Linked DNA regions of Homo sapiens: regions 1, 2 and 4 are each linked to region 3. A link is a loop called in an ENCODE intact Hi-C map of the cell type or tissue named here. Cell type or tissue: GM12878. All regions are shown on one strand. Region 1 overlaps OR14I1 (olfactory receptor family 14 subfamily I member 1). Region 2 overlaps OR2M4 (olfactory receptor family 2 subfamily M member 4). Region 3 holds the start of OR2T1 (olfactory receptor family 2 subfamily T member 1). Region 4 overlaps LOC105373279 (a long non-coding RNA gene).

Evidence for each region. Hi-C counts contacts between places; a loop is a spot of excess contacts. Peaks named below come from ENCODE experiments on the same cell type or tissue, not always from the same donor. Only the 100,000 strongest peaks of a DNase experiment are listed, where the experiment ranks them.
Region 1: a loop joins it to region 3, with 8 times the contacts of the local background. A loop is called at or near these places in 6 of 110 quality-filtered maps.
Region 2: a loop joins it to region 3, with 5 times the contacts of the local background. A loop is called at or near these places in 4 of 110 quality-filtered maps.
Region 4: it touches region 3 in a loop (2.1-fold over the local background); 3 of 110 quality-filtered maps call a loop at or near these places.

The regions. Positions count from the first base shown.
Region 1 is chr1:248,682,595-248,690,594 of GRCh38, forward strand. OR14I1 (olfactory receptor family 14 subfamily I member 1) reads right to left here. Exons shown (of 5, transcript NM_001004734.4): 4 at 2,858-2,972. Among named protein-coding and RNA genes, the nearest start is that of OR14I1, 16 kb to the right of the region's middle. RefSeq lists enhancers at 4,194-4,393, 6,012-6,061. In GM12878, a CTCF peak has its summit at 4,439; DNase peaks (open chromatin) are centred at 4,437 and 6,237; H3K27ac peaks cover 737 bases.
Region 2 is chr1:248,238,346-248,246,345 of GRCh38, forward strand. OR2M4 (olfactory receptor family 2 subfamily M member 4) reads left to right here. Exons shown (of 2, transcript NM_017504.2): 2 at 565-6,334. The coding sequence starts at 584. The coding sequence ends at 1,519. Among named protein-coding and RNA genes, the nearest start is that of OR2M4, 11 kb to the left of the region's middle. In GM12878, a CTCF peak has its summit at 4,955 (motif pointing right); a DNase peak (open chromatin) is centred at 5,106.
Region 3 is chr1:248,399,693-248,407,692 of GRCh38, forward strand. It overlaps OR2T1 (olfactory receptor family 2 subfamily T member 1), which reads left to right and starts at 3,356. Exons shown (of 2, transcript NM_030904.2): 1 at 3,356-3,553; 2 at 6,423-8,000. The coding sequence starts at 6,456. The coding sequence ends at 7,412. RefSeq lists a silencer at 562-762. In GM12878, a CTCF peak has its summit at 4,555; DNase peaks (open chromatin) are centred at 4,519 and 7,279; H3K27ac peaks cover 1,087 bases.
Region 4 is chr1:248,463,478-248,471,477 of GRCh38, forward strand. It overlaps LOC105373279 (a long non-coding RNA gene), which reads right to left. Exons shown (of 3, transcript XR_007067006.1): 2 at 6,546-6,682; 3 at 1,278-5,207. Among named protein-coding and RNA genes, the nearest start is that of OR2T3, 5.9 kb to the right of the region's middle. In GM12878, no CTCF peak of the experiment used is centred here; no DNase peak of the experiment used is centred here.

The DNA.
Region 1 (8,000 bases), 280 kb after region 3:
CTCATCAAATAATCTAGGGTGCTTATTAAATATGCAGAATTTCAAGTCTCAAGGCAAATATACTAAATAAAAATTTGTGGGATAAAACCAATAATTTGCTTTTCATACAAGTTTCTGGGTGATTTTTTAGTACAAAAGTTTGTAGTTTTAACTGTGGTTATACATCCTGGGCAGAGTCAACTGTCTTTAGCTATTTGTTGAATAAATTGGGTGGTAAGCCACTTTAAAATGAGGATTTACTGTTTAAGACATGGAATGAGTATGGAATATGATTTTAAAACCATTGATAATTAGCTCTGGTTTGGAGAGAGGGAAATTTATTTTGTGTCAATGTGCAAGACATGACAATAGTTATACTAACAATGCCATTACCCATGTGTTGCACCTTCTCTGTGCCCGATGCTATTATCTCTACAGGACACACCTTGGCTCAATTAATATTCATAATTGTACAATAAATTAAAATATGCCGTTATTATTCTTTTTCTCAAGATAAAACGGAGGCATAACAAGATCAAATAAGTTGCCCAATGCACTGAAAGAGCCAGCACCTGAGCCAGCATTTAAATCAAGGCAGTTCATTTCCAGGATGTGTTGCTGACCTCTGCATTCTAAGTTTTTTTCATAGAAAATAACTTTGACTAACATAAGCTCACAAAAATAACTTTTTTCTATATATTGTTTATCATATTTTGTTTATTTTCACTGGTATTATCTATATGTTTAAAATTAGTTTTTCTGCATCAAAGTCATGTGTGTTAGATCCTGTTCACATGACTCAAATATTCTCACTAAAAACAACTTATTAATTTTTTTCAAACTAGAGCCAACTTTAAACAAGTGATTTTAAAATCAGGTTACTGATCATCTAAGGTTTAGTTGCCTTATTTCATTAATGATAAACTCTATTAAGCACATAAATGCTATCCCTTGCTACCAGGCAAATGTGAAATGTTATTTATAAGACAGGTAGAACCTATGTTTTATGACAAATTTTAAAGATAATGTGAAATGTTATTTTTTATAGGACAGGTAGAACCTATGTTTAATGAAAAAATTTGAAGATAATCTTTTGTCCAAATGCTATAAATGATACAGTCACTTTGAAGCATTTCATTGTATCATTAAAACAAGTAATTGAAAAGAATTGCACTCTTGGCAAAGCGCGGTGGCGAACTCCTGTAATCCCAGCACTTTCGGAGGTTGAGGTAGGTGGATCACCTGAGGTGAGGAGTTCGAGACCAGCCTGACCAACATGCTGAAATCCCGTCTCTACTGAAAATACAAAATAGCTGAGCGTGGTGGCACATGCCTGTAATCCCAGCTACTCAGGAGGTTGGAGCAGGAGACTCGCTTGAACCTGGGAGGTGGAGGTGGCAGTGAGCCAAGATCGTGCCACTGCACTCCAGCCTGGGCAATAAGGGCATAACTCCATCTCAAAAAGGAAAAACAAAAAGAATTGTACTGTCACACAAAGTCAAGTGACGAGCAATACATATTTACAATGAAAATGACAAAGGAGCACTATCCCTGATAAACGACAAACTATAAAAACACATTAGCATAAACAATGAGCAAAGTATATGAACAAGGGCTCAGAAAACTGGAAAGCTAATGACCCAATAACAATTCAAAATGTGTTCAACTTTACTAGTTATGGAAATGCAAATTAAAACTTTAACATGATGCTATTTTGTGTCCATTGCTTTAGAAAACATATGTCTGGCAAGTAAAGTCTCGACAAACATGTGAAGGGACGAAGCTCTTTGCTGCTGCTTAGTTTGCTGTGTAAGCAGCCTACCTACTTTGGAGGGTCAACTGGAAATTTTGAACACAACTGAAGATGCGCAAGTTTGATGCAGCAATGCTCCTTCTCACAAATGTACACTTGAGTTTTAAAAAATGACATATGTGAGGATGTTTGCTCCATGACGTTTAAACCCCTAATTACCATCACTAGGAAAATGGATAACATACCCTACTTTATCCCAGAATGGAACACTCTCTAGAAGTTAAACTGAATGGGATACTCTACATCAATATTGAACATTTCAACATAGTTTTGAAAAAACCCCACAAACTATTACACAAAATATGTTCCCAGTCATATGCATTTAAACATTCAAATTGTGCAGTGCATTATTTATAAATACACACACATACATATATATATATATATATATACACACACACACAGATAAGCTTGTATAAAACAGTTACTGGAATGAATACAAATGCCAATAAATGGGGTAGCGGAGGGAAAAAATAAGTTGAAAACATTGAACAGTAATTATATCTGTAATATTTTAACAGTTAAGATCATTAAAGCAAACAAAAATATGAATAAATGATAAGCCTAAGTGCTCGTTCTTAAAAATCATTTGTTATACTCTTTCTAGATTTTGGATATTTCATATTTTTAATATTATTTATACATTAATGTCAAAGAAGCAACTGAAATACTTTTGTGTGTTATAAATTGCTTTTATATTTTATATATTTAAATTGCTTGTAAAATTCAGTGAAAAAAGCTCTCTTTTTTCCACTGTTTTCTTTGACATTATAGATTAAATAAAATACCTCACATATTAAAGTAATAATCTCAAAAAATATGATTAAACATTAATAAAAAAGTAATGGGGACTCAGGTGATTACATTCTGCATATTTTGACATCCATTATAATACTATTTAACAATGCAGAGTAACTTTTAAAACTGGGTTTTTGTTCTGACTTTTTAATAGAACTCAATGAAACAAGTAATAAAATGGTTGTTAATTGGTTTGTATTTAAAATATCTCAACCAAACAACCAAGAATTGCAGCTGTCCCATAAAACAAGGCAAAAGGTTACCCACCCTTCCAGCAGAATCAGCAGTGTACAGGAGTATACTATCTCCCGGGTTAGCTTGCTATCGGTAGATGTAAAATTCTACAAAACTGCCACGTGGCCAATTCCTTGTAATGTATTATCTAGAGAATGAGAAAATAATAATGCTCTTTCCTTGATTCTAACACTCACATTTCTGCACTGCTAAAGGAAAAGCATCATATAATTTATATATAGTTGTGTATATATAGTGCATATATAGTTCGTGTATATATATACATATAAATATACATGTATAGTATATATATACATATATATGTATAGTTGTGTATATGTATACATACATATATATGTATATATAGTTGTGTATATATTTGTGTACATATAGTGTGTATATATAGTTACTGTTTATTGAAAAGTTATTAAATTAATATTTTCCTTGAAAATTGTCTACAATTTGAAATTGAGGACATACAAAACAAATCTATAGGGATGCAAACATATTATCATTATGATATATAAGCATATATACAATACACCTATTCAAAATATTAGGCAAATTGATGTGCATTTATTAACAAAAACTTAGTAGTTAACACATTGGTTAAAAAGACACAATACATTTTCATATACATATGTGCATCATTGATAGATATAAGTTGAAAATTTTGAATATATTATTTTTAACCGTAAAGCATATTGAATTAAATATGTATAAAGATTTCCTGCTTCCAAGTCTGTCTATTTTAAATTCACACATGTGGTATGATGAGTAATAAGATTAAAAGAGACCTGAATTCTTGTCATGTTCTGACACAGCTGTTTTAAGTTGGGGAACCTACAAATACATTTTAATTTCAATTTACTGAAATGTAAAACTACACTCAACAAGATGGCCTCTGCTGCCCCACCTCTGAGAGCATTTGTATCTAATCTATATGAAGCCTTTTTACTTCAGTGTAGTTTTCTCTGAGTGGCCTGATGCTGAAGAGCTGCCCTTTATCCCACTTATATCAAGCAAAAGAGCAACACTGAGGAACAAAACCAATACACACTGCACCATGAGCTGCTTCCACTCTAGTCTCAAACTAAAAATAGATCTCTCCAAAACTGATTAAAATGATAAAAATTCAAGCAAACTGAATGCACTATTTTGTTTGCTTGTTTCATTGGAAAAAAATATGAAACATAATTACTAAGAGAACAATTAAATCACTTTAAGCAAACATGTCTTGATTTTTTTCTCATAAAAAATTTGAAATGATTGCTTACATAAATCTCATGTAGACAAATTCAATTTCCTTATTGGGTAAATATCTGAGAAATACAAGACCAGCAATACCTTGATTAAATAACATGTAGCTTCTCAATATGTATTCACTGTCTGGACCAATGATGATAAAGAAACAGTTCTGAAGTTTTCCTCTGTGTCTCACCAGAAGAAGTGACCCAATTTAACATGCAAACTCAGTGATAGAGAAAACCTGATGTATAATATATCAAGGAGACAATCTTCTCTGTTAGTTTCCCATAGAGACTGGGCCGCCACAGTCTGGAGGAGATTGGCTTCCAGAAGGAAGCCTGGGGGACGCTGGTCTCAGGAGGATGCTGCCTCCTCTGGGTTAAATTGTAAATTACCTGCTGAAACAGAAAGCAGAATATGGAGTAGGTGCCAACTGAACTCAGAGTCCGTGAGGAAGTGATGAGCATGAGATATAGAGATTTTCATTAAGAGAGTGAGGAGAGTAAACAGTGAAAAAAGTAAAGGATTTATATTTTCACATTTCATAAAATAATCTTCGATAAAGTACAAAACCCAGACATTTAAGTACTCAGAAAATAATAAATTGTTTTACTTCATCACTATGCCTAGTCAGTATGCCACATGAGAGCAGTTAAGTGCGTATACTCAGTTTACTTTGCAGTTACAGCAGCCTGTTTCTGTATTGCACATAGACTCTCAGAAAATTATTGGCTTAATGGAGACAATCATCATGCTTCTCATCTTCCTCCAAATCTATTTGTTCCACAACCAGTCACAGACCAAGAGGATGGGTAGATCTCACTAAATACGATCATTTGAAAATTAGAAGTGAATAGAAAAATCTGGCAGAAATTTAGGAGATATATATTTTATCATTTCATTTTTCAAATGAGGAAAGTGAGTCTTAATATAAAAACTTAAGACAAATTAAACTTAGCAGACTTTATTTGATCAAAGAATGATTCATTATCAGATCGCACTACAGATCAGAAGAAATTCAGAGAGCTCTGCCCAGCAGTGTGAACAAGCTTTTATGGGCCAGACATAGGAGCAAAGTAGAAAAATCACCTGCTTGCCTACAGCTAGACATCCGTCTTGTTTGAACATGGTGTTATTTAATTTTGGCAATACTATAAGGCAGTAGAAAAATATTGCACATATGTACATACATCCAGATATAGATAGACATGTAACAGAAACATTACAAATTTTTAGCCATGTGCCAGGTACAATAATACAAATCTCACTAATTTATTAAAGAATATCTGGATCTAAATTGTTTTTGGCTAATGCCACTTAAATGGCTAAAGCTTCTTACTAATATTTGTGAAAAAGATCATTAATGTTTTTTTATTTGCTCAGTTTCCAAATATCTATTTTTCTTACTTCTACTTCTGATGAGTTATCTACCCTAAACTTGCATTTTAAATAGATACCTATTAAACTCTAGAGAAGACTGTGTAGAAAATTTATATCTCAAAAGCACAGAGCTTGGACTTCCAGCTTAAATGCTTTAATTTGCCCAAACCAAGAAAGAAAGATGTAAAGACCCAGTTAGGGCAAGACAGCTAGGAAAAGCACTTTAAAGGCAAGGCTTCTGTAGATTTAAGCCAACGCTTTCTTCCTTATCAGAGTTTCCAGTGTTCTCTGTCCAGAGAGGTAGACCTTCTTACAAATGGAGATTCCCTTTAGGGATGTAAATTTCTCTTACAAAGAGTCCTCAAAATAAGCAGGTGAAAATAGTTTTTCTGCCAAAAAGTTGTATTTTGGAGATTTATTCTGCTAAATCAGTGGTTTTCCAACCCACCTTCTGTCTTTTAACTAAAATACTAAGTGGGTGGAACCCACTGAAGACTAGAACAAATATTTTGTGTGCCTGACTCACCATGGTTACTTCTAATCTTGCTCTATAATCACAGACTGGTACAACTTTTCTCTCCTGTTTTGTTTTCAAGATTGCAAGACTGAATAATATTTCCCCCCACCCACCAGAAAGAGTTTGGGGCATAGCAAAGATCATGACAACAAGAAAGAATTGGCAGAGTATGTGTTTAGCGGGAAGTTTCATAAGAGGTGTTTCAGTTGACTGCAGGGTTCCCATGGGAGAAGCAGGATTAAAGAGAGAAAACAGAAAAGACTCATTCTTACAAATGTTTTTCTAAATATGATTCAACTGTCAGTCAGATAGCTTCAGGTATGGGGACTTCCACATTTGATTTGAAACTTCCATTTTTTTTCTCTGGGGGATTGGTTGATTATTGCCCAGGGAGTGTAGCCCTTGGGGGCTTTCTCTAGTAGGTAGACAGGCCAGGTCCATCAGATGACTGGTATAGAAATGAAAAATTTCTTATGCAAAGGCCTGACTATTTAAAATACAGGTAAACTTCTTGGGACACGCGGTCCTTTACTTTTGAGGCAACTCCTCTGGGGTTCAAAATAGCTACAAGGAGGTCTTCTCAGTCCCCATAGCTGGCGTATTATAAAGGCATGCACCTCTTTGTCCTTTGTAAAAAGTCTCCCCACTGTGGCCTTTGTAACTTAAAATTACCTTTGGTCAGGTTCACTCATTTTTCTAGAAAAACACATGTTCTGGGTCCATGGTTCTTATACATAAAATATGCTGCAGTCCCACATGGAAGAGTTCTAGAGCCCTTGGATTCAAAAAACACATGATATGCTGTCTTCCAGGAACCTTACCTACCAGAGGCCTCCTACTGGACCCAGTCTGGTTTCTTTACCAGATCCATTCCAATTCTGAACCCAGTCCAGTCAACAAATTGCTCAAACAAAGTTAGAGCTCAAAACATAAATTTGCAGAGTTTGAATCCAAGAGGAAATTTACCCATAATCTTCAGTTGCAGCGTGAGAGCAATGGGCCCTAGTGGGTATCTACACTTGGGCATTCCTTGTTCCGGGGGGCCACTGGGTATCCTTCAAATCTTACTTCTAACACCAAATAGTTAAAAGAAAAACTTTACCAATGAGACAGAAAATTAACAGGCCTATTCAGGACTTGAACTCAGCTCTGGACCAAGCAAACCTAATAGACGTCTACAGAACTCTCTACCTCAAATCAACAGAATATACATTCTTCTCAGCACCACATAGCACTTATTCTAAAGTTGACCACATAATTGGAACTAAAACATTCCTCAGCAAAGGCAAAACAATGGAAATCATAACAAACAGTCTTTCAGACCACAGTGCACCAAATTAGAACTCAGGATTAAGAAACTCACTCAGCACCACACAACTACATGGAAACTGAACAACCTGCTCCTGAATGACTACTAGGTAACTAACAAAATTAAGGCAGAAATAAATAAGATATTTGAAACCAATGAGAACAAAGACACAACACACCAGAATTTCCGGGACACAGCTAAAGCAGTGTTTAGAGGGAAATTTATAGCATTACATGGCCACATCAGAAAGCAGGAAAGATCTAAAATCGACACCCTAACATCAAAATTAAAAGAACTAGAGAAGCAAGAGCAAATAAATTCGAAAGCTAGCAGAAGACAAGAAATAACTAAAATCAGAGTAGAACTGAAGGAAATAGAGAAACAAAGAAGCCTTCAAAAAAACAATGAAATCAGGAGCTGGTTTTTTGAAAAGACTAACAAAATAGATAGACCACCAAGCTAGGCTAATAAAGAAGCAAAGAGAGAAGAATCAAATAGACATAATAAAAAATGGTAAAGGGGATATCACCACTGATCCAACACAAATATAAACTACCATCAGAGAATACTATAAACATCTCTATGAAAATAAACTAGAAAATCTAGAAGAAACGGATAAATTCCTGGACACATACACCCTCCCAAGACTATACCAGGAAGAAGTCGAATCCCTCAATAGACCAGTAACAAGTTCTGAAATCCAGGCAGTAATTAATGGTCTA
Region 2 (8,000 bases), 160 kb before region 3:
GTTAAAACATAGAGTACTATACCCTTCTCTGAACTGAAGTGTACAGGTGTCCCCAAGGAGTAATGTCATTGATCTCATATAATCCTTCACTGGGCTGCAGGTAGGATGGTAGGGAAAAAAAAACATGCGAACAGGAATTCTGTTGTCAACGAGACTACTAACCTGGAGAAATATTAGGACAGAAGGAGAAAAAATTCTGTAAGGAATTTTCTTTTATGAGGTATGATCCTAAAATTTAGCAATAAAGGCATACAGTGATTTTTCTCCTAGGTTTTCTATTGACTGTACATGTGGGTAAGTAGGGAAGCTCTTATACACTTCAGCATTCTTGTCTGTAAAGTAAATGTCCAAATGTACTCCATGTATACTCTGTGAAAGTTGGATGAGGAAATAATTGTAAAAGCAATGGACTAATCCACACAATTTACCATGACTAAAGGAAGGTAACTGAAGGTTGGTGAGAAGGCCTTATGCATGCATATAAACTGCCCAGTAGAGTATGTCACAGTATGTGTTTGAAAACTGAATTGATAAATAAGCTTGTACCTTCTTTGGAATTCTCAGATAAGGCAAATTATCCAGGATGGTGTGGGAAAACCAGACCTTCAACTCCATCTTCATCCTGCTGGGAATCTTCAATCACAGTCCCACCCACACCTTCCTTTTTTCTCTGGTCCTGGGCATCTTCTCACTGGCATTGATGGAAAATATTTCCATGGTTCTCCTCATCTACATAGAGAAACAGCTCCACACCCCCATGTACTTCCTCCTCAGTCAACTGTCCCTTATGGACCTCATGCTCATCTGCACCACTCTACCCAAGATGATCTTCAGCTACTTGTCTGGGAAGAAATCTATCTCTCTGGCAGGTTGTGGAACTCAGATATTCTTCTATGTGTCCCTGCTTGGAGCTGAATGTTTCTTGTTGGCTGTCATGGCTTATGACCGCTATGTGGCTATATGTCACCCTCTTCAGTACACCATCCTCATGAATCCGAAACTCTGTGTCTTCATGACTGTTGCTTCCTGGACCTTGGGGTCTCTTGATGGGATCATAGTGCTTGCAGCTGTCCTGTCATTTTCTTACTGCAGCTCTCTGGAAATTCATCACTTTTTCTGTGATGTTGCTGCCCTTTTACCTCTATCCTGCACAGAAACATCTGCATTTGAAAGACTACTTGTCATTTGTTGTGTGGTAATGCTAATCTTTCCAGTTTCAGTTATCATACTTTCCTATTCCCATGTCCTTCGAGCCGTCATCCACATGGGCTCTGGGGAAAGTCGTCGCAAGGCCTTCACTACCTGCTCCTCCCACCTGTCTGTGGTCGGACTCTACTACGGTGCTGCTATGTTCATGTACATGAGACCAGCTTCTAAACATACGCCAGACCAGGACAAGATGGTGTCGGCCTTCTACACTATTCTCACCCCTATGCTGAACCCTCTCATTTATAGCCTCCGCAACAAAGAAGTGTTCAGGGCACTACAGAAGGTACTGAAGAAAAGAAAGTTAATATGACCTTATCAAAATCTTTTTGAGTGCCTACTGTGGTCAACACTCATTCAAAAAAACTGGAATCTCTTAAATTATTCTATTTCTATTTCTGGTAATTTGTATTAATATTTTCCACTTCTTTTCAAAATTATCTATTCAGTATATTATTACATATACATCGTTTGTATACTAAGCTAGATTTGGATGTTAGTATAAGTGGTTTAATCCCTGTGAATGACAATTATATTATTAGGTGTCACACATGGGTGGTACTTGATTTTAGGATGCTTACTTTTGAAGCCAGGTATAAGTCCGAAGGGTCTTAGCTGTATCAAAAAGCAAAGGTTGGAGTTGATCCTCTGTTTTTGGAGAGATGCTTCTTTGTTCACAAATTACTTACCTATTAGTACTTGTTTTTAATTTGCCCATCCTCAAACCCAAGAATGACTATTTTAATACTGATTCTTCTTTACTTGACTCCCAAGTATTTAAAAGTGCGGAGTTAGTATCAACACTTTCTTCAATCAAGTTTTATGTCTGCATAAAATATTTCCTAGAAACTCGTATAAACATACACACACTTAAGTATATATGTGTGTGATCTTTATGCTAATAAAATTAAATATTTTAAGGAGTCCACATAAAATATCTATTTGGGCTGCACAGTCAACATCTGTATCATGTCTGCTTTTATTCCTTATAATCCTTATATTAACCATCAGAATCTGAAGGCAGAGCAAGATGATGGAATAGAAGGCTCCACTGATCGTTCACATGCAAGGACAGCAATTTAACAATAATCCATACACGAACAACACATTCATGAGAGCCAAAAATCAGGTGAGCCTTCGTAGTACCTGGTTTTAACTTTATATCACTGAAGAGGCAGTGAAGAGGTAGAAAAAACAACTTGAACAGACAATGCCACCCCTCTCTCACCACTGACAGAAGGAACAGTGTGCTAAGAGTGTCTCTGGGCTCTGGTGAGAAAGAACACAGCAATTGTGAGGCTTTGAGCTCAGTGCTGTCCTGTAAGAGCAGAAAGGAAAACCAGATAAAATTCAGCTGATGCCTGGCCACAGACAGAGCATTTAAACCAGCCCTTGTCAGAGGGGAATTACTGATCCCAGTGGTCAAAACTTGTGTTCCCACAAACCTTGACACTGAGGGCTAAAATGCGCTGAGGCTCTAAGTAAACTTAAAAGGCGGTCTATGCCATAAGTACTGCAACTCTTAGGTGAGTCCTAGTGCTGAATTGGGCCCCGAGATAGTGGACTGTGCGGCGGGCACGTGAACTACAGAGACAGCAGCTGGGGCAACTGAGGTTGTGCTGGCATCACCCTTGCCTAACCTCAGGCTGCACAGCTCATGGCTCCAAAAGAGTTCTTCCACTTGAGGAGAAGAAAGAGTGGAGAGGACTTTGTCTCACATCTTGGATACCAGTTTAGCCACAGCAAGAAAATGCACTCGTCAAAGCTGTGAGGCCCTTATTCCAGGACCTCCATCCCAGATGACATTTCTATATACACCCTGGGCAAGAAGGGACTAACACTGTTGCTTAATATTTTGCTTCGTAAGCACCAATGGATTGATTCAACTGAAATTTTTGTACTCACCACAGTAATATTCATAATTATTATTTAGATTGACATGCTTATTTTTAAGTATAGTATAATCAAATGTTTTCTAATTTAAAAATGTGCTAGCAAATTTTAAAAATTAAAACAAAGGCTAATTTTATCCTTAAAAAAAATAATTTCTGGGCCGGATGCAGTGGCTCGCTCATGCCTGTAATCCCAGCACTTTGGGAGGCCGAGGCGGGCAGATTATCTGAGGTTGGGAGTTCAAGGCCAGCCTGACCAACATGGAGAAATTTCATCTCGACTAAAAAAATACAAAATCAGCCGGGCGTGGTGGCCCATGCCTGTAATCCCAGCTACTCGTGGGGCTGAGGCAGGAGAATCGCTTGAACTTGGGAAGTGGAGGTTGCTGTGAGCCGAGATCATGCCATTGCACTCCAGCCTGGGCAACAAAAGCAAAACTCCATCTCAGTAAATAAATAAATAAATAATTTCTGTTAAATATAAAAAGTAGTTTTTATCATAGCAAATGTCGCCCTAGCTATGTCAAGTCAAAAATTTAGATTTATTGGGATTTTAAAAGAAGATAATACTATGTCCCTATGTGTTTCATTCCACTTTATGATACACACTGGAAATGTTTATGCTCAGTTTTTGGAAGCAGAATATATGTGTCGTGGGTACAGTTGCTCAATTTATTCAATTTATACTTGTATATGCTGATTCTTCACCAATGAATTCAATTTTATTAATTCAATTAATTAAATTTTATAATACAAAACAGTGAATTTAATGACATATCTTTGCCAGTCAGTGTTCACTGGTTGAGCCAGAAAGAGTTTTACAAAGTTTTTTTTTGAGACGGAGTCTTGCTCTGTCACCAGGCTGGAGTGCAATGGTGGGATCTTGGCTCACTGCAGCCTCCACCTCCTGGGTCCAAGTGATTCTCCTGCCTCAGCCTCCCGAGTAGCCAGGACTACAGGCGCATGCTACCACAACTGGCTAATTTTTGTATTTTTAGTAGAGACGGGATTTCACCATGTTGGCCAGGATGGTCTCAATCTCTTGACCTCGTGATCCGCCCGCCTTGGCCTCCCAAAGTGCCTGGATTACATGCGTCAGCCACAGCACCCAGCCCCGAGTTTTACAAAGATTTACTGTACTTTCACTCCCACTCCGGATCTTCTTTAATCAAAATATATAGCAAGCATTTCAATAGTCATGATAACAAATAGAAGTGTGATTTACATTTTGTCAGCAACATCACACCTTATGTGAAACAGGTAAATTTAGAACAACCAGAAAAGAAAGACTTATCTGTGATCTACTAAGAGAAGTATGAAAATTGAGCTTGAAATGGAAACATTTTATGATATGAATCGATAATGATTTTGTACATTTGATTTTACACATAATATGCAGAAAAAAGTAATTTTAATATGCAATTATGTAAACTGCAAAATCTACAAGAAACATTTGAAAACAATTTTGATATTGATGAATTTAAAGTTACTTTTTAATTTATATGTTAAATTTTTGAATTTGATGTTAATAATACCGACTTGAAAGAAGTTATATTGCTTACTCAATTTAGTGATGAAAAATGTTTTGAGTATGTTTGGGACATTGCGTATATGTGAATCTAATTTTTCAACTGTAAATTTTATTAAATTTAAATGCAGACCAAGTATTTTTGAAAAAAAATTAGTGTCTGAATTATGAGCTGAAAATGTAAAATAAACGCTTGATTTTAAAAAGTTTATACATAAAATGTAAAATATATCGTTATTAATTTTTAAGGTTGCTTGCCTGTTGAAACAATATTTTGGACGTATTAGTTTTAACTTAATTTTTGGTGTTGAAGTTTGGGCTGTAATCCAGTAGATGGCGCCTAAGAGTAATGCCCGTAGAGAGGCTCTTGATCGGCCACTTGGCTCTTTCGTGTTTCCTGGCATTCGCAGGCACGCTGTCCGGTGGGGGTTGAGAGAGATGCCTCCTTACCAGGACGACTCCTGAGCCTTGGAGGAGGCCCCTCCAATTACTAGCACTTCGCCTGCATTTCTTTTATTAGATGTTTCGGGCTACAGCCCTCCCTCAGGCAGAGGCCACAGCAGAGAGAGCTACCTTTCAGCATGTACAGAAATTAACTCGAGATGGATTAAAGACTTAAACGTAAGAAAATCCTAGAAGAAAACTTAGGAAATGCCGTTCTTGATACCAGGCTTGGCAAATAATTTTTGGCTAATTTCCCAAAAACATTTGCAACAAAAATTGACAAGCTAGACCTAATTAAAGAGCTTCTTCACAGCAACAGAAATTATCAGCAGAGTAAACAGACAATCTACAGAATGGGAGAAGATATTAGCAAAATGTGCATCCAACAAAGGTCTAACATCCAGATTCTATACGGAACTTAAGTCAACAAGCAAAACCCCATTAAATAATCCCATTAAAAAGTGGGCAAAGCACATGACCATGCATTTCTCAAAAGAAGGCATATGAGCAGCCAACAAACATGAAAAAATGGTCATCATAGTTAGTTATGAGAGAAATGCAAATCAAAACCTAAATGAGAGACCATCTCACACCAGTCCCGTCAAAATGACCATTAATAAAGTCAAATAATAACAAATACTAGTGAAGCTGTGGAGAAAAGGAACACATATACACTGTTGGTGGGAATGTAAATTATAGTTGAGCCACTGTGGAAAGCAGTTTGGAGATTTCTCGAAGAACTTAAAACAGGGCTGCTACTTGACCCAGGAATGCTATTACTGGGGATACATCCAAAAGAAAATAAATTGTTCTACCCCAAAGACAAATTATTCATTCATTGCAGTGTTATTCCCAATAGCAAGGAATCAACCTACATGCCCATCAATGGTGGATTGGATAAAGAAAATGTAGCACATAAACACCACAGAGTGCTACATAGCCATAAAAAAGAACAAAATCATGTCCTTTGTAGCAACATGGATGCAACTGGAGGCCATTATCCTAAGTGAATTAATGCAGTAACAAAAAACCAAATACTGCATGTTCTCACTTATACATAGGAGCTAAACTTTGGGTACTCAAGGATGTAAAGATGGAAACAATAGACACTGTGGACTACCAAATGGGGAAGGAAGGGAGGGGAGTGTGGGTTGCAAAACTACCTATGGGATACTATGCTCACAACCTGGGTGATGGGATCTATACCCTAAACCTCAGCGTGATGAAATATACACATGTAACAAACACGCACATGTACCCACTGTGTCTAAAATAAAAGATGAAATCATTTAAAAAATAATTTAACATTTCATCTTAACTTTTAAAACTGTGGTCACTAGTATATTTTTAAATTACCTAGGTGGCATATTATATTTCTTTTGAAGTATGTTTATCTAGATGACTAAGATATGGTGATTTCCATTGTATTTCTGTTAATTTACTACTTTAACCTCTTCAAAACCCACACAATTCCTGAAACTCCAGTAAGTAGAAGTTCCTATGTTAGACTCAGTATCTTTTCTAGAGCAAATTAAGATGGTCTTATGCACCTACTATTGATTTGGTAAATGAGCTCTTTTCTATCACTCTGAGGAAAGAATATCAAGAACAACTCACATTCATAAGGATCAGACATCTTCTATTTATAATACCTCGGTCTATGCCTATCCTCCTGTCCTCTGTCATGATGTAAGTGAAAGAAATACAAGCTACCTGGACATGCTGCATAAAAAAAAATGTACTACATTTAGAGGACAATATGCTAATTGGACTGAGCTGTAAGAAATAGCTAGCACACTGGAGACATTGTAATACATTTGTTATCCAAAGGTGCAAGATATACCTTACCAATATCAGCGGTCTTCCACAAAAATAAAGGTTGTAGGAAGTTACATGCCACTTAAAGTCTCATGGGATATCCAAAGCAAAGGAAAGATTACTGCATCTTGCCCTCTCACCAAAAGATAGATACATGATAGATAGATAGATAGATAAATAGATAGATAGATGGATAGATAGATAGATAACAGATAGACAATACTTGGTATACCTTTTTGGGTTTTGACGGCAGCATATACCACACCTGGATTATTATTTAGATCTATATAGTGGGTTACGCAAAAAGATACTGACTTTGAGTAACTCCAATAACAGAAAGAGGATTCACTGCAATCCAGGATGCAGTGCAAGCAACTCTGAAACTTGGACCATGCAAGTGTTAGAATCTATAGTATTAGAGCTATTATTATTGGGAAATTACATTGTGTGGCATTTATTGTATGTTTCCATGGGATAATTCAAATGAAATCAGTAAAATTCTGGAGTAAAGTCATGCTATCCACATTAAATATTTTAGACCTTTTTATTTTTAATTTTTACTTTCTGTGAGTACATAGTAGGTGTATATATTTATGGGGTACATGAGATATTTTGATACATGCATGCAATGCATAATAATCATATCAGATAATTGAGGTATCCATCATCCCAGGCATTTGTCCTTTATGTTACAAAATATCCAGTTATACTTTTAGTTATTTTTAAATGCACAATTATCATTGGCTATAGTCACTCCGTTGTGCTATCAAACACTAAGGCATTCATGCTTTCTAATTATATTTTGTACCCATTAAACATCCCCACTTATTCTTCCTAATCCCCACCCCCACTACCCTTCTCAGCCTGTGATAACCATCCTTCTACTCTCTATCTCCATGAGCCCAGTTGTTTTAATTTTTAACTCCCACCAATAAGGGAGAACATTTGAAGTCTATCTCTCTGTGTCTGGCTTATTTCATTTAATATAATAACCTCCAGTTCCATCCATGTTGTTGCAAATGACAGGATCTCATTATTTTTTACGGCTGAATAGTACTTCATTGTGTATATGTACCACATTTTCTTTATCCATTCATCTGTTGATAGACACA
Region 3 (8,000 bases):
AGTTTTACACTTTGAAGCACAGGAGTTGAAACATGTTCTCAAAGCCCATGTCACTTAAATGTTCACTGTTTTCCACCCCATCAATACACTTCTCATTAGCTGTAATAAGTCCGTCTCATTAAAGTCTCCTGAGATCCAAAAGGAAGAAACTTGCTCTTTCCCAGAGCACTTCATTCCATGTCCCTCAAAGAAAACTATTTAAACTCATGCCTCTTTTCAATCTGGGCGCTCCCTTGTCGCTCCAGGGATCTCAAAAGCAGAACACCCAGAATAATTCGGCACTCTTTACTGGTCTGCTGCTTTCTTCCTGCATTTTTAGTTTTTCAGACCTGTTTAGTTGCTAAATATTTCCCTGTAAAGATAAGAAATAGACATTATTACATGTTTCTAGAAGGCTGGAGAATTTATGCAATTTGTCCTGGCAATGCAAATTGTTTCAAGGATTTCTAAGGTGGCATTTATTTGTTTGGCTTAATAATACTTCCTTCTGCAGAGTTATATTACAAAAATAGCTCCTAATAAACTTGTTGCATGTCTCTCTTTGTCCTAACTCCATCATCAGTTGCTAAGGATACCTTCAGTCATGCCAAGTTCATAAATCCAAATTAGAAATCTATGCATACTGGATCTTCAGGGTAACATGCTGACAGCACTTTGGCATCCAGATGGCCTAGATGTTGAAGGATTTCCTGTTGTGGGTACCAATGACTATGAATTGCTTTGTGTGTTTTCTTCTTGGTATAAGTTAGATGAGAATTTAAGTCTACTAAATCTAATCATTTTTCCTTCTAGCAAAATATCACCTTCAACCTTCTAAAAAGTCTTAGTTCTTCATCGCTTGTTTAGTTACATAAAGTTGTTGTAGTTTGCCAGTAAGTTTTTGATTTACTAAATTATACATAACCTTCTCTATCTACTACTCTGAATGGCTATCCTGACAGATTCAGCTCTCTGTAAGTGACAGATAATCATCTTTTGTTGGAATACAGTTTGGAATAAAATTAGATATTTGGATAATTTTTATGAAAATTATGTATATTGTATTCCTTGATGTCTACTTAGTGATGTGTGTCACATGCTGTTTTGAGTGGGTGGCATTCAGATTGCATGGATGAGAGGAGATATGAGAAATGTGAGAACATATAGAACACATGAATACATTACTTTATGAAGCTCTTTGAAAATTAAATAATTGGATTTAATAGTTAAGGTTTTGTCTAAATGATGCAACATCCCTCAGTAAAATTAGGCAATTAAAATGGATCATCTAGGAGCTTCTGCTGTACTTAGACTCACTTTGTTTGTTCCACTCTTCCTATTCCCTTAATGAAAATCCAGGTCTTTTGGAATTATGCAGGAATTTCACAGGTAAGAAGTCAAATGCTGATGAGCACCTAGACTGACTCCTCCTCATAGTAGCACTTTAAATATTTGGTGCATATGCAAATGACCGGGTTGCCAGAACATTTCATTGTGGTCTGACTGAATTTACGTTCTTTATATGACATAAACAAGATTTACGTAAACTGGATCTAAGAAAGTTGAGGCAGAGTTGTCTGCAACTCCTGGGCTGGAAATCTCAGGCACAAGTATAATGAGGAATGACTGTCCCATTCCCTCCATGCCAAATGCAAGTGCATTGAGAAAAAGAGTGCCTGTCTGATTATCTGTGGGAATTACATGGAGTGAGTGTTGTAAATCTCAGGTAGAAGGATGCCATTGAGTGTAACAGTGCAAAGAATCTTTTCTTAAATGTTTGCTGCTTTTCTTAAAAAAATAATTTAAGCAAACTTTAGTCTTATGAATTAGATAGGATAAGGACAATACTGTTCGAAAGGCACAAAAGATCTAAAGGAAAAACCTGTACTTACTCCTAGTTTCTAAAGTACAGACTATGAACCAGGCTTCCTGAATCTCTGAACAGTGCATTGTCTTTATCTCCTTCCCCTCGTTTTACAGATAAGAACACTGATGATTGGAGAGTTGAAGATGCTTGCATTAAAGACACAGAGCTGACGTAAGGCAGACTCCTACAGGCATTCTAATTTCCAACATAGACTCGTTGCCTGACTGTCAAACGTGCAAGCATTTTAAAAATCCTTTTTTCCACAATGATTTCAAAGAATGTGCAGACACCTGGATTTCTCAGATCCACTTTGCCAGTGATTCACAGGCATTTTTTTAGTGTCCATCACACCAAGCATAAAATAAACTCTCATCAGAAATAACAGGTCTCTCTAGTAGAGGGGTTTATTCTAGTGTGTAGTCTCTTTATGGGTCTTGTAGGAGGTGTGTGTGGGTTGAAGAATGTGGTTCTAAGTTACTCTAAAATTGTCAGAGTACATTAGTGCTTTATTATCTAATAATTGTATGATTATTATTTCAATATGAGTTCATTCTTAATGATTCCAACTTTTTGAAATACTAAACAGAATTTAGGAACACGGAGAAAAACTAGGAACATATATTTTTGTATTTAGTCTCAAAATTGCACAGCACTGTATTGACCTGTCTTGAGAACTTCTCATGTGAAAAGGTAACTGTAAGTTTGAATGTGTATGTAATGACTCAATGTGTCTGCGATAACAACAGAAAAGTAATATTGCCAGTGTATTCTGTACAGGAAAAACCACACCTACAGTAATCTGTTGAAATTGAGGTATTATATTCTAAAATAGACATTGCAAAAGCTATCCCCAGTAAATACCTGGAAGTTGAGCACTTTGGAAAAAAATTCATACATGAATGCATAAAATAACTGGAGAAGTGTGACCGGTATAGAGAAGGAGGACAGAAAACCTTGTAGTCATATTCACATTATGAAATGTTGAATGTTGCAAAGAGAGAAAACTGGTTCCAAGCAGATTCAGAAGGCAAGGAAGAATCCTGCATGAAGCAGCTTTAATTTAAGCTAATGCAGAGCTTCCTAACAAGGCTGCTGCATTGAAGGAGCATGGAGCTTGCTCTTTTCTTTGGCAGAAACTTCACCAGTGGTCATAGGGAAGCAAGCAAAGGCTGCAACTTACAAGTTAGGAATTATCTTGTCACTTGATTTAAAGGATGGGCTTGGAGATCATCACAGTCCTGGGCAAGCATTGTGTCCTACCTTCAAACTGTAGTGATGTGGGAGGAAAATATTTGCGGCCATCCCTACTCAACCAACATGCACGCCTTATAAAATAGTACAGAATATTTACAAATGTCAGGATAACATAAATGCATTGATTTATCTCTTGGTGTACGGTATTATGCAATAAAAAATAGTTTAGGTAGGCCTAAAAGACAATTTTATCCAATAAAATTATGTCTATTTTATCCACTAACTTTTTAAAAATAATTTTCTCAAAATTTGCAGGCCAAGCATACTTCTGCTCTTCAAAGGCATTTAGATGTTCTGCAAGCTTAATTGAAATGCACAGTTTTTTCTGAGAATTTCTACTAAGTAACAATCCTTTCAAGTCAAAGGATACTTGGGGGAAAAGATAGACTTTAACTGCTGATGTAACTTCACTGGGAGCACCTGGGTTTACAGACCTTTTCTGAAGATCAGGAGGTATTTGCAATTTAAATTCATAGATTTTAGTTGAATATGTAGATTGCTTAAATGAGAGATTGAGAATTTGCACCCATTTACCAATAGTTTTGAAATAATTTGCAGATATCTTACATTTTACTTGGTATTGTATAAAATATTTGCACCTGTAACTATAAATTTCTTATTTGATTCTTAAAGTAACCCTGAATGTTTATTATATCAATTAATATAAGCAGATACTGAGGCTCAGGGTGTTTAGGAAGATAATCCAAGGTCACAGAATTAATTAATGTCGTGACCAGAGGAAGAACTCAATTCATTTAATTCTAAATTTTGTTTTACTGTATGTTGCCTTCATCATTTCAGAAACAAATGCCTATATAAAGTCACAGAATCATTCCAAACATTTTCTGATTATTTTTATGTGTACTAAACCATAGCAAAGCTGTATGATCTATGCCCAGGAGATATTCAACAAGTATAGTTACTTATTGTGCTCACTCTAGTGAGAGAGCAGATAATAAATTTAACAAAACATTTTACTTAAAATCATAATTTACTTTGAGGAGGGCTTGTTCTCTGATAAATTAGATCTTTTGTATGCAGATAGGAAAAGTAAGGCCACTTGGCTGCAAAATGGAGTAGACTTTAGAATTTCCCTTTGCATTGCTAGGTTTGCAGGGCTAGCTGGCCATAGAAAAAGCTAGAACCACAGAAGAGTTACATATATACATATATAAATCTATGGGAGGAAATTATGAATGTATATACTTATATATATATATATAATGGATAAAAGATCATCCTTTATATTCTTGAAGTTTGTTGTGGATTTTACTGTAACCTGAAATTGTATAAAACAGTCCCTCAGTTTTTCTTAATTGCCAGAGCTACGGAAAAATTCCAATTTCCAAAAATCATCGGTGAGTTATACCTCAATATGTATGTCCCTGTGCTATTACATATACGTGTGTGTGTGTGTGTATAAAATGGGAGTAAGGGTGAACAGACAGCAGAGACCACTGTTTGACTTTGTGAAGCAGCACATGATTTTCCCTCTGTTTCTGGTGTCTTATCGCATGATAAAAGTCAAACCGAAAATGTAGGAAGTGTGGAAGTAGCTGAAATACTGCTAATATTTAGGCTGCGACATAAACTGGAGAGGAGTTTCCCTTTAGAAATATATTTTTATAGGTTCCATTAATGAAACCTAAAAAAAGTAAAATGAGGGAGGTTGTAAGTAATGATGACATTGTACATAGTATCATAAAAATGTATAAAACCTGACACCAAATATTCTGAATTAGCAAAATATACATTATATATATATATAAAATATACATATGATGTATCTATGTGTACATTTTTATATATGTGTGTATATCTGTACACATAGTTTATATCCATAAAACAGCAATCCTGATTATAATAATTTATGTGATCTACTCTCAAGTATGACTAATTTTCATTAGTCACATTAGTTATTACATTGTTAACAATTTAGCAGGTTCACATGCTTGGTACATTTTATTTGCTAATTACAGTAAATGTCTAGCTGCTATTCCCATATAAAGCTTCCTATATACACAATGCCATGTGTATGAATATATAATGAATTGAGACTATCTAGTCCAAACACTCCTGGCACTAACAGACCCCGTGACCACCAACACGTTACCCTCAATGCTGTCATTGGTGAGAGGGGCTTTTATAGCTCCTCACTTCTTAGTTTTATTGTGAAGATCAGGGAGTCAATAGTTACAAAGTACTTCTTAGCATGACACTTTGCAAAATAAACTCCACGATGTCATCATCATTATTCTCAATAGCAACTTCTTTTTCTGGGCAATTGACTCAAATGCTAATATTTTTAGAATATTTAGAGGAGCACTAGACTAGTTTGATCAATTTTACTCCCAAATATGTTGGTAAAATGTCTTTCTTGGGACACTTTTAGCCTTAAACAATGTGAAAAATCATCCTTTACTTCCATGAAGTTTGTTGTGGATATTTGTTTCTTTATTGTAACCTGAAATTGTATAAAACACACTCAGTTTTTCTTAATTATGAAGAACTATGAAAAATTCTAATTTCCAAAAATAATCAGTGAATTATAGCTCAATGTTTACGTCCCTGTGGTATTTCCTCTGAATATTAATTGCTAATACTGATTTCTAATGGTCATGCTAATCATAATCCTAATGCTAATTCCTCATCATCTTAAAATTGAAAATAAATAAAATTCTACAACACTGAATGCCTCTTGTATTGAGAATAATTTTTATGTCTAAATTTGCAAGAGTAGTTTCCGTTGAGTTTCTGTTGCCCTTTTTATTTCATCCCTTATAATTTGTCTGGGACATGGATAAACTAACACCAAGTATACTCTCATGATGTAGACAGTGACTTGTGACCCAAATGGTAGATAACCCGTACTTGTAGCTAAATGGAAGACATGAGCTACTCACAGCCAGCACCAAAGATGTTTTGAAAGTAGTGGTGATGCCAACCATACAAAGACACATTAAATAATAATACAAATTTAAATGCATCTAAGGTAATACACACACGCATACACCGGACCATGGTATGCGTAACTGCTGTGTAGCATGGTATGCAACCTTAGGCATTGTTATGCACATCATCGTAATACAGTATCATCTGCTGACCTCATCTTCTCCAATGTATTTAAGCAATTATTGATTAATAATGACCAATTTTATTTAAAAACCTTCTGGAATAGAGTAAATGCTAGATATCAGTCTCAATGTGGCAAGAATACTATTTTTTAAATGTTTTCTTCCCACTTTTAAAAGTTTGCTGCCTAACAATTAATTCACATGTTGTTATTTTACTGCCCTGGGAATGCTATCATCTTATTTGGAAGATATTACCTTATATCGGCACAACTGTAGGATCAATGGAAGAGTACAACACATCCTCTACAGACTTCACTTTCATGGGGCTGTTCAACAGAAAGGAAACCTCAGGTCTTATTTTTGCCATCATCTCTATCATCTTCTTCACCGCACTGATGGCCAATGGGGTTATGATCTTCCTGATCCAAACAGATTTGCGCCTTCATACACCCATGTACTTCCTCCTCAGCCACCTTTCCTTAATTGACATGATGTATATTTCCACTATTGTGCCTAAGATGCTGGTTAATTACCTGCTGGATCAAAGGACCATTTCCTTTGTGGGGTGCACAGCTCAACACTTCCTCTACCTTACCCTTGTGGGAGCTGAATTCTTCCTGCTGGGCCTCATGGCCTATGACCGCTATGTGGCCATTTGCAACCCTCTGAGATACCCTGTCCTCATGAGCCGCCGGGTCTGTTGGATGATTATAGCAGGTTCCTGGTTTGGGGGCTCTTTGGATGGCTTCCTCCTAACCCCCATCACCATGAGCTTTCCCTTCTGCAATTCCCGGGAGATTAACCACTTCTTCTGTGAGGCACCAGCAGTCCTGAAGTTGGCATGTGCAGACACAGCCCTCTACGAGACAGTGATGTATGTGTGCTGTGTTTTGATGCTGCTGATTCCTTTCTCTGTAGTCCTTGCTTCCTATGCCCGAATCCTGACTACAGTTCAGTGCATGAGCTCAGTGGAGGGCAGGAAGAAGGCATTTGCCACTTGCTCATCCCACATGACTGTGGTGTCCTTGTTCTACGGGGCTGCCATGTACACCTACATGCTGCCACATTCTTACCACAAGCCAGCCCAGGACAAAGTCCTCTCTGTGTTTTACACCATTCTCACACCCATGCTGAACCCCCTCATCTACAGCCTTAGAAACAAGGATGTGACTGGAGCTCTGAAGAGGGCCTTGGGGAGGTTCAAGGGTCCTCAAAGGGTGTCAGGAGGTGTCTTTTGACAGTCGACTCCTTCCCATGCATATGGTAAATGGGGGACTCTGTGGTCACTGTGGCTGTGCTTTCATCAAAAGATGAAGCAAAAAGGGAGGGAGTCATATGATTACAATATTGGTTTTTTGGCTAGGGTTTCTGGTTCATAACTCCATAGTTATGATGTTGTGGTTTTTTAGGCCTCAGAAAACTGAATCTCTCTCTGTGATCTTCGCCTTCCCTCTTTTCACCTGCTTCTTTTTCTCCCCAAAGAAAGCCTTAGAAACTAAAAATATAATCCAATCTTTCCCCGCTTTTGGTCACAAAGAAATTATCTGACTACCTTGTCTGACTGTATGTCATAAGACCTCTGTTTCAAAAGAGGTCTTCTCTCATACCCTGGGGGAGGGAATGCTATACAGAGAGGCCAAGAAAAATCCGATCAGACAGGCCTTCGTGGGTGTCCCCACTCACTCTATCAACATTAGGTCATACTCTTTGTTCAATCATATTTCTGTGCAATTGTCCATGCTTCAATCATGACTATTCAATAAAGTCTCCATATAAGGGCCAAAAGGAGAGGACAGAAAACTTCTGGACAGCTAAACTCATGAAGC
Region 4 (8,000 bases), 64 kb after region 3:
AATTCATATGGAACCAAAAAGCCCACATAGCCAAAGCAAGACTAGGAAAAAAAGAACGAAACCAGAGGCATCACATTACTCGACTTCAAACTATACTATAAGGCCATAGTCACCAAAATAGCTTGGTACTGGCATAAAAATCAGTATATAGACCAATGGAACAGTATAGAGAACCCAGAAATAAAACCAAATACTATAGCCAACTGATCTTCAACAAAGCAAACAAAAACATAAAAGTGGGGGAAAGGACACCCTATTCAACAAATGGTGCTGAGAAAATTGGCAAGCCACATGTAAAGAATGAAACTGGAACCTCATCTGTAACCTTATAGAAAAAACAACTCAAGATAGATCAGACTTAAACCTAAGACCTGAAATTATTAAAATTCTAGAAGATAACATCAGAAAATGTTATCTTGTAGACATTGGCTTAGGCAAAGACTTCATGACCAAGAACCCAAAAGCAAATGCAATAAAAACAAAAATAAATGAGACTTAATTAAACTAAAAGGCTTGTGCACAGCAAAAGACATAATCATCAGAGTAAACAGACAACCCATGGAGTGGGAGAAAATCTTCAGTCTCTACATCCAACAAAGGACTAATATCTAGAATCTACAAGAAACTCAAATCAGCAAGAACAAAACAAAGCCATTAAAAAGTGGGCTAAGGACACAAATAGACAATTCTCAAGAGAAAATATACAAATGGCCAACAAACATGAAAAAAATGCTCAACATCACTAATTATCAGGGAAATGAAATTCAAAACCACAATGCAATACCATCTCACTCCTGCAAGAATGGCCATAATCAAAAAATCTTTAAAAAATAGACATTGGTATGGATGTGCTGAAAAGAGAACACTTTTATACTGCTGGTGCAAATGTAAACTTGTACAACCACTATGGAAAAGTCTGGAGATTCCTTAAAGATCTAAAAGTATATCTACCATTTGATCCAGCAATCCCACTACTGGGTATCTACCCAAAGGAAAATAAATCATTACACGAAAAAGATACTTGCACACATGTTCACAGCACCACACTTCACAATTGCAAAAATATGGAAGCAGCCCAAATGATCATCAATCAATGAGTAGATAAAATCATATATATTCATATATTCACACATATACTCATATATTCATATATATTCATATATTCACACATATACTCATATATTCATATATACTCATATATTCATATATACTCATATTCATATATACTCATATATTCATATATACTCATATATCTTCATATGTATATAGATGAATGCTACTTAACCATGAAAAGGAATGAAATAATGGCATTTGCAGCAAACTGGATGGAATTAGAGACCGTTATTCTAAGTGAAGCAACTCAGGAATGAAAAACCAAACATTGTATGTTCTCACTCACACGTGGGAGGTAAGCTATGAGGATGCAAAGGGATAATAATGATACAATAGACTTTGGGGACTTGGGGGAAAGGGTGGAAGCAGGTGAGGGATAAAAGACTACACATCAGGTACAGTGTACACTACTTGGGTGATGAGTGCACCAAATTCTCAAATTGCCATGAAAGAACTTATTAATGTAACCAAACACCACCGGTTCCCCAAAAACCTATTGATATAAAAAATATAAATAAATATCATATATATATCATCCAGGGGCAGTAGCTTATGCCTATAATCCCAACACTTTGGAAGGCTGAGGTGGAAGGATTGCTTTAGCCTGGGTATTTGAGACCAGCCTGGGTAACATAGTGAGACCTCATCTCTCCAAAAATTAAATTTTAAAAAATCAGGGAGGCATAGTGGCACGTGTCTATAGTCCTAGCTACTCAGGAGGCTGAGGTGAGAGGATCGCTTGAGCCCGGGAGATTGAAGCTGCAGTGAGCCACAATTGCGAAACTGCACTCCAGCCTGGGTTGACAAAGCAAGACCCTGACTCAAAAACAGGGCGGTATATATTTTACAGATACATCAAAGTCTTATCTGTGCTCTCTTGAATTCCCTCTCTTAGTGTCCTCAGACCAATTTTTTTAAACAGGTGTGTATCTTCCCTATCAATTTTTAATATTTTTATTGCAGATATGTGTCCAAATGTAATATTTTAGTAGGATGTATTTGTTAAATGGTAACACACTGATCATTCTGCAACATATTTTCCTTCAACTTTACTAATTGAAATGTTCACAATAAATTGGTATTAATATTGATCATGTGTGCATTTTCTTTATATTAATATTTAGGTTTACCACTTTTTCATGCTTTATAATGTAAGAGTATCTATCCTTGTATAATCTCCTTGGAAGTCTTAGGTAGTGAAGAAAGAACATCTTCAATGTTATGAGATATTACTGAATTCATCTCTAAAGGAGTTGCACTAATCTCTCTAACCATCATTTTTCCTTCTTCATTTATTTAACAAATAATCAATTTTTACTATTATGTTGGTGCAAAAGTGATATATGCCAGGCATAGTGCTAATGTTAGAAAACAACAGAGAAGAAAATAAATATATTTTGGTCTCCTTGTGCAATAACAAAAACCCAAACAGTGAATAGGTAAAACATACGATGTGGTCATGCCAGATGATGATATGTTATGAACATAAAATAGGGAACACTGTTGCAAATTTTAAATATAATTATGGATCAGTCAGAATGCACAAGGTAATGCCATAGTAACATCTCAAGCTGCATAAAAACATTGTTTATGTGATGTTCACATTGTAAATCTGTCAGATGGTACTCGGGGTCCACTCATCAAAAGTCCCTCAAGGACCTAAGATGATGGATAACTTTGTTGACCATTTTGTCATTTTATGTTCTAGAATATGTTTATATTTGTGGCTATACATGAAGCTTGTACAACTATTGAAGTATATCCATAAAAAAAATAAGTGTACAGCTCATTAAGGATTTCATAGCAGTACCTAAAATGTATCTAGAATTTTGCAATTTTACATATTAATAACCCTCCACCTGCCATTTTTAAATGCTTATTTAGATTTCTAACTTTCATACCTATACAGCATTTGGATAGCCCATTAATTTTTAATTATACATATTCATGTGGAATTTTCATTGAAACTTAGGAATAATTAAAATACAAGAGTGAGTTGAAGCTTGTGTGAAGAGTACAAAAGAAGGATTGTGATGTCTGAGGTGTGAGAGTTCTCACTGATTGAGTAGAGCACGCCTTCATAAAGAAATTGTCATATTATCTGAGCATTTATGACTGGTAGTTTATATAGAAATGCATTTGGTAAATTCACAGCAAAGAAGCAGGATACGAGAAGTTATGAAGGAATATGAAAGTGTGTGGTTTAAAGATACTCTGAGATATTGGAAGAAGCAATGTTGGAAGACAGGGTGGGTACCAGCCAAGGACAGAATATGCTCATTCTGTCTCCTGGTGTCAGTATCTGCTTCTGCAGTTGGGCTTATGAGTTGGATTCTGCATCTGAGGATTCAACCAATCATGGACTTAACCAATCATGGATTGAAAATATAATTAGGCTTATCATGGTCACATTGGTACAGACTTTTCTAAATTTTATTTTTGTTGTGACATAGGTGTATACATTTATGGGGTACATGAGATGTTTTGATACAGGAATGCAATGCATAATAAATGCATGATGAAAAATGGAGTATCCTCTCAAGCATTTATCTTTTGTGTTATAATTTTATTATACCCTTTTAGTTATTTTTAAGTGTACAATTAAATTGTTATTGACGATGTCAGTCTATTATGCTAGTACTTATTCATTCTAACAAATTTGTTGTATCCATTAACCATCCCCACCTACCCCTTCACCACCCCCAGTACCCTTCCCAGTATCTGCTAAGCATATTTCTAATTTATATCTCCATGAGTCCAGTTGTTTCGATTTTAAGGTGCCAGAAATAACTGAGAACATGCAATGTTTGTCTTTCTGTGCCTGGCTTATTTGACTTAGCATAATGGCCTCCAGTTCCATCTATGTTGTTGCAAATGACAGGATCTCATTATGTTTTGTGGCTATATAGTACCTATCATGTATAAGTACCACATTTTCTTTACCCATTCATCTGTTGATGGACACATAGGTTGCTTCCAAATTTTAGCTATTGTGAACAGAGCTGCAACAAACATGGAAGTGTAGATGTCTTTTCAGTATATTGATTTCTTTTCTTTTGGGTATATACCCAGCAGCGGGATTGCTGGATGATACGTTAGCTCTATTCTTAGTTTTTTCGAGGAACCTCCAAACTGTTCTCTGTTGCACCTTTAAATACAACTTTAAATGCAACTTCACATTCCCACAGAGTTTATGAGGGTTCCCTTTTCTCCATGTCCTCACCAGCATTTATTTTTGCATGTCTTTTGTATAAGAGCCATTTTAATTGGGATGAGATGGTATCTCATTGTAGCTTTGATCAGCATTTCTCTGATCAATGTTGAGCACTTTTTATGTGCCTGTTTTTGATTTGTATGTTGTCTTTTGAGAAATGTCTATTCAATCTTTTATCAATATATAAATCAGATTATTAGATTTTTTCCTATAGATTTATTTGAGCTCCCTATGTATTGTGGTTATTAATTCCTTGTCAGGTGTGTAGTTTGAAAACATTTTCTTCCATTTTGTGGGATGTCTCTTCGTTGATTTATTTCCTTCACTGTGCAGAAGCTTTTTAACATAATGTGCTCTCCTTTGTCCATGTTTGCTTTGGTTGCCTGTGTTATGGAGTATTACTCAAGAAATATTTGCCCAGACAAATATCCTGGAGATTTTCTCCAACGTTTTCTTCTGGTAGTTTCATAGTTTGAGTTCTTAAAGTCTTTAGTCCATTTTGACTATATCTTTGTATATGGCGAGAGACGGGACTAGTTTCATTTTTCTTCATATAGATATCCACTTTTCCCAGTACAGCTTATTGAAGAGACGATCTTTTCCCTGGTGTATGTTCCTTGCACCTTTGTAGAAAATGAGTTCACTGTAGGTATGTGGATTTGTTTCTGAGTATTCGGTTTTATTGGTCTATGTATCTGTGTTTATGCCAGAACCATGCTGTTTTGGTTATGGTAGCTCTGTTGTAGTATAATTTGAAGTCAGGCAATGGGATTCCTCCAGTTTTGGTGGGTTGGTTGGTTGGTGGTTTTGCTTAGAATAATTTTGGCTCTTCTGGGTGTTTTGTGCTTTCATACAAATGTTAGGATAGTGTCTTCTATATCTGTAAGAAATGTCATTGGTATTTTGATAAGGATAACATTGAATCTACAGATTGCTTTGAGTACTATGGATATTTTAACAATATTGATTCTTTTGGTTCATGAATCTGGAATATGTTTTCATTTTTAGTGTCCTCTTCAATTATTAATGCTTTATAGTTTATCATTAGAGAACTATTTCACTTCTTTGGTTAATTCCTATTTAATTTTATTTGTGGCTATCATAAATGAGATTACTTTTTAAATTTGTTTTAATCTATTTGCTATTGACATATAGAAATCTGCCTTGTATCCTGCAACTTTCCTGAATTTATTAGTTCTAATAGGTTTTTGGGGAGACTTTAGGTTTTTCCAAGTATAAGGTCCTATCATCTGTGAACGAAGATAATTTTACTTTTCTTTGAAATTTGATGCTATATCTATATCTCTATATCTATATCTATCTATATATATAGATATATTTACATATAGATAGATTTATTTATATTTGTTTCTCTTGTCTGATTGCTCTAGCTAGAACTTCCAGTAATATGTTGAATAACAATGGTAACAATAGTTGCACTAAAGTGCAAGACTAAGTCTCTCTTAATTTTCTTTAATTTTCTGTCCACTTTCCTCAAGCAGAAGGAGTCTTGCCCCATAGCCACCATAGCTGGTAATATGCTGAGTCTCACCCGGAGCCAGCATGCCTCAGAGTTTCACCCAAGGCCCTCATGACTCTAGCTGGTATCCAACCCTGATGTGGCTGAGCTGGTATCCAAGATGCAAGACAAAGTCCTCCTCACTCTTCCCTCTCCTCTCCTAAAGCAGAGGAAAGAGGCCTCTTTTGGAGCCACAAGCCGTGGAGGCTGAGGTTAGGGGATGAGTTTAGCTGCCCTGGCTGGTGTTTTAACAGGTCATGTGTCCCCCGAGTCCACTGGCTCTGGGCCCAGATTAGCATTAGGATTTGCAGCTCTTGTGGCCTAGACTGCCCTTCAGGTTTGTCTGTGGCTCCAGAGCCACTTTAGCCCTTCATGGTGAGGCTTGGGTAACTCAAGTTCCAAACACTGGGATTCGCAATTCCCTTCCAGCAATGGCTGGTTTAAATGCGCCCTTCATGGTGGGTGTCAGCTGAATTTGGTCTGGGTCTTCTTTCTGCTATAAGAAGGGCATCGCTGAGCTCAGTGTCTTAGAATTGCTGGCTCTCCCTCTCCTTAGTGCACAGAGAAGCTCTCCATACCACACCACCGCTGCTGGGGGATGAAGGGGTGGTAGTGTCAGTGATGCAATACTGTTTTTCCAACTTCTTCAATGCCTCATTCAGAAATATGAATTTAACTCCATGTACTGTGAGTGCTCACCTGAGTTTTGGTTCTTGAGAAGGTGTTTTTTGTGTAGATAGTTTTTAAATTGGTGTTCTTGCAGGGGGATGATCAGTGGAACCTTCTATTCTGCCATCTTGCTCCATCCTCCAGACTTTTTTCCTTGTCATTATTTCCTAAAAAATATAGTATAACAGCTATTTACATAGCATTCATATTGCATTAGTTGTTATAAGTAATCTAGACATGATTTCAAGCATACGGGAAGATTTGTGTAGGTTATATAGAAATACTCTGCCATTTCATATTAGGGTCTTTAGCATCATGGATTTTGGTATTTTCACGATGTCCTGGTACTGAGGACAGATAGTGAGGGATGACTGTACACAGGGATGAATACACTACTCAGTACTTGTACGTTTGTCATGCTAGAAAGACTCAGCAAAGTCTCGGAACCTTGCAGGCACTGAGAAAAGTGGCTCCCTTTTCCCATTCTCTTTCATTCCCAAATTATATAATCTAAATTCGATGAGACTAATATTTCAAGGGAAGTCTCTGAGCCTTTAAGGAGAGGGGCGATGTGGGAGAAGGTCACCCTGTCATGGAGAAATCTTAGACCACATTCGGTCATCAGATTCATAGATGTCTTAAGAGTCACAGAAGCATAGCAAGTACATAACACTCCTTTTGATTCTGAGAAAGTGACACTCAGAGCTTTTAGTGTCTTGACTAAGATTACACAATTAATTGGAAGCAAATATAATAAATGGTAAATGTTTTAGAACCTAAAAGGTTGTCAGACTCCGATATTTTCTCCTGAATCTGGGAAAGCCCCAGCTGTGTTAATGGAGAGTGTCTACAGATGCAACTTTTCCCCACGAAAGATGGCTTTGTAGGGCCATTTCAAAATATGTCAAATACATACTTTGGGGTGGAATATTTTGATTTTCCTCAGGGTCTGCTATCTGTCATGTGATGCTATACCAGAGTCAGGTTGGAATTTGGTATCTTATTGCCACTCAGTCTGTTTTGTCAGTCTTAGGAACTCTATTTCAATGTTATTGCTGGTCAGTTGTGCCTAAATTCCAAAAGATGGGTGTAATGAAGTGTGTCTCCCTTCTTATGTCCTGCAATTAAGCTTTTCAGCTTTCCTGAGATTCTCGTGGCCTAGAGGGGGTCTGTTCAGTTGATTAGGGGTCTTAGGATTTTAAATTTAGTTTACAGACTTCTGACACTGGTTTTGCATGATCCTCCCTTTGTGAAATTCAGATTTGCTTTTACAAAGAGAGCTTATTTTAAATGTCTGATATGAAAATATAATTTTAAACTAGAAAAATGAAGTTGTTTAAAAAATGTGCAACGTCATGAGAAAGATGGATTTGCTTTTGGATAGATGCATCGCATAAATGAAAAACATGTTTAATTCCCACGTGGACCGTGAGTGGAAAGTTAGAATATAACCATCAAAAACAAATAGCAAAAGAAAACAAAAAT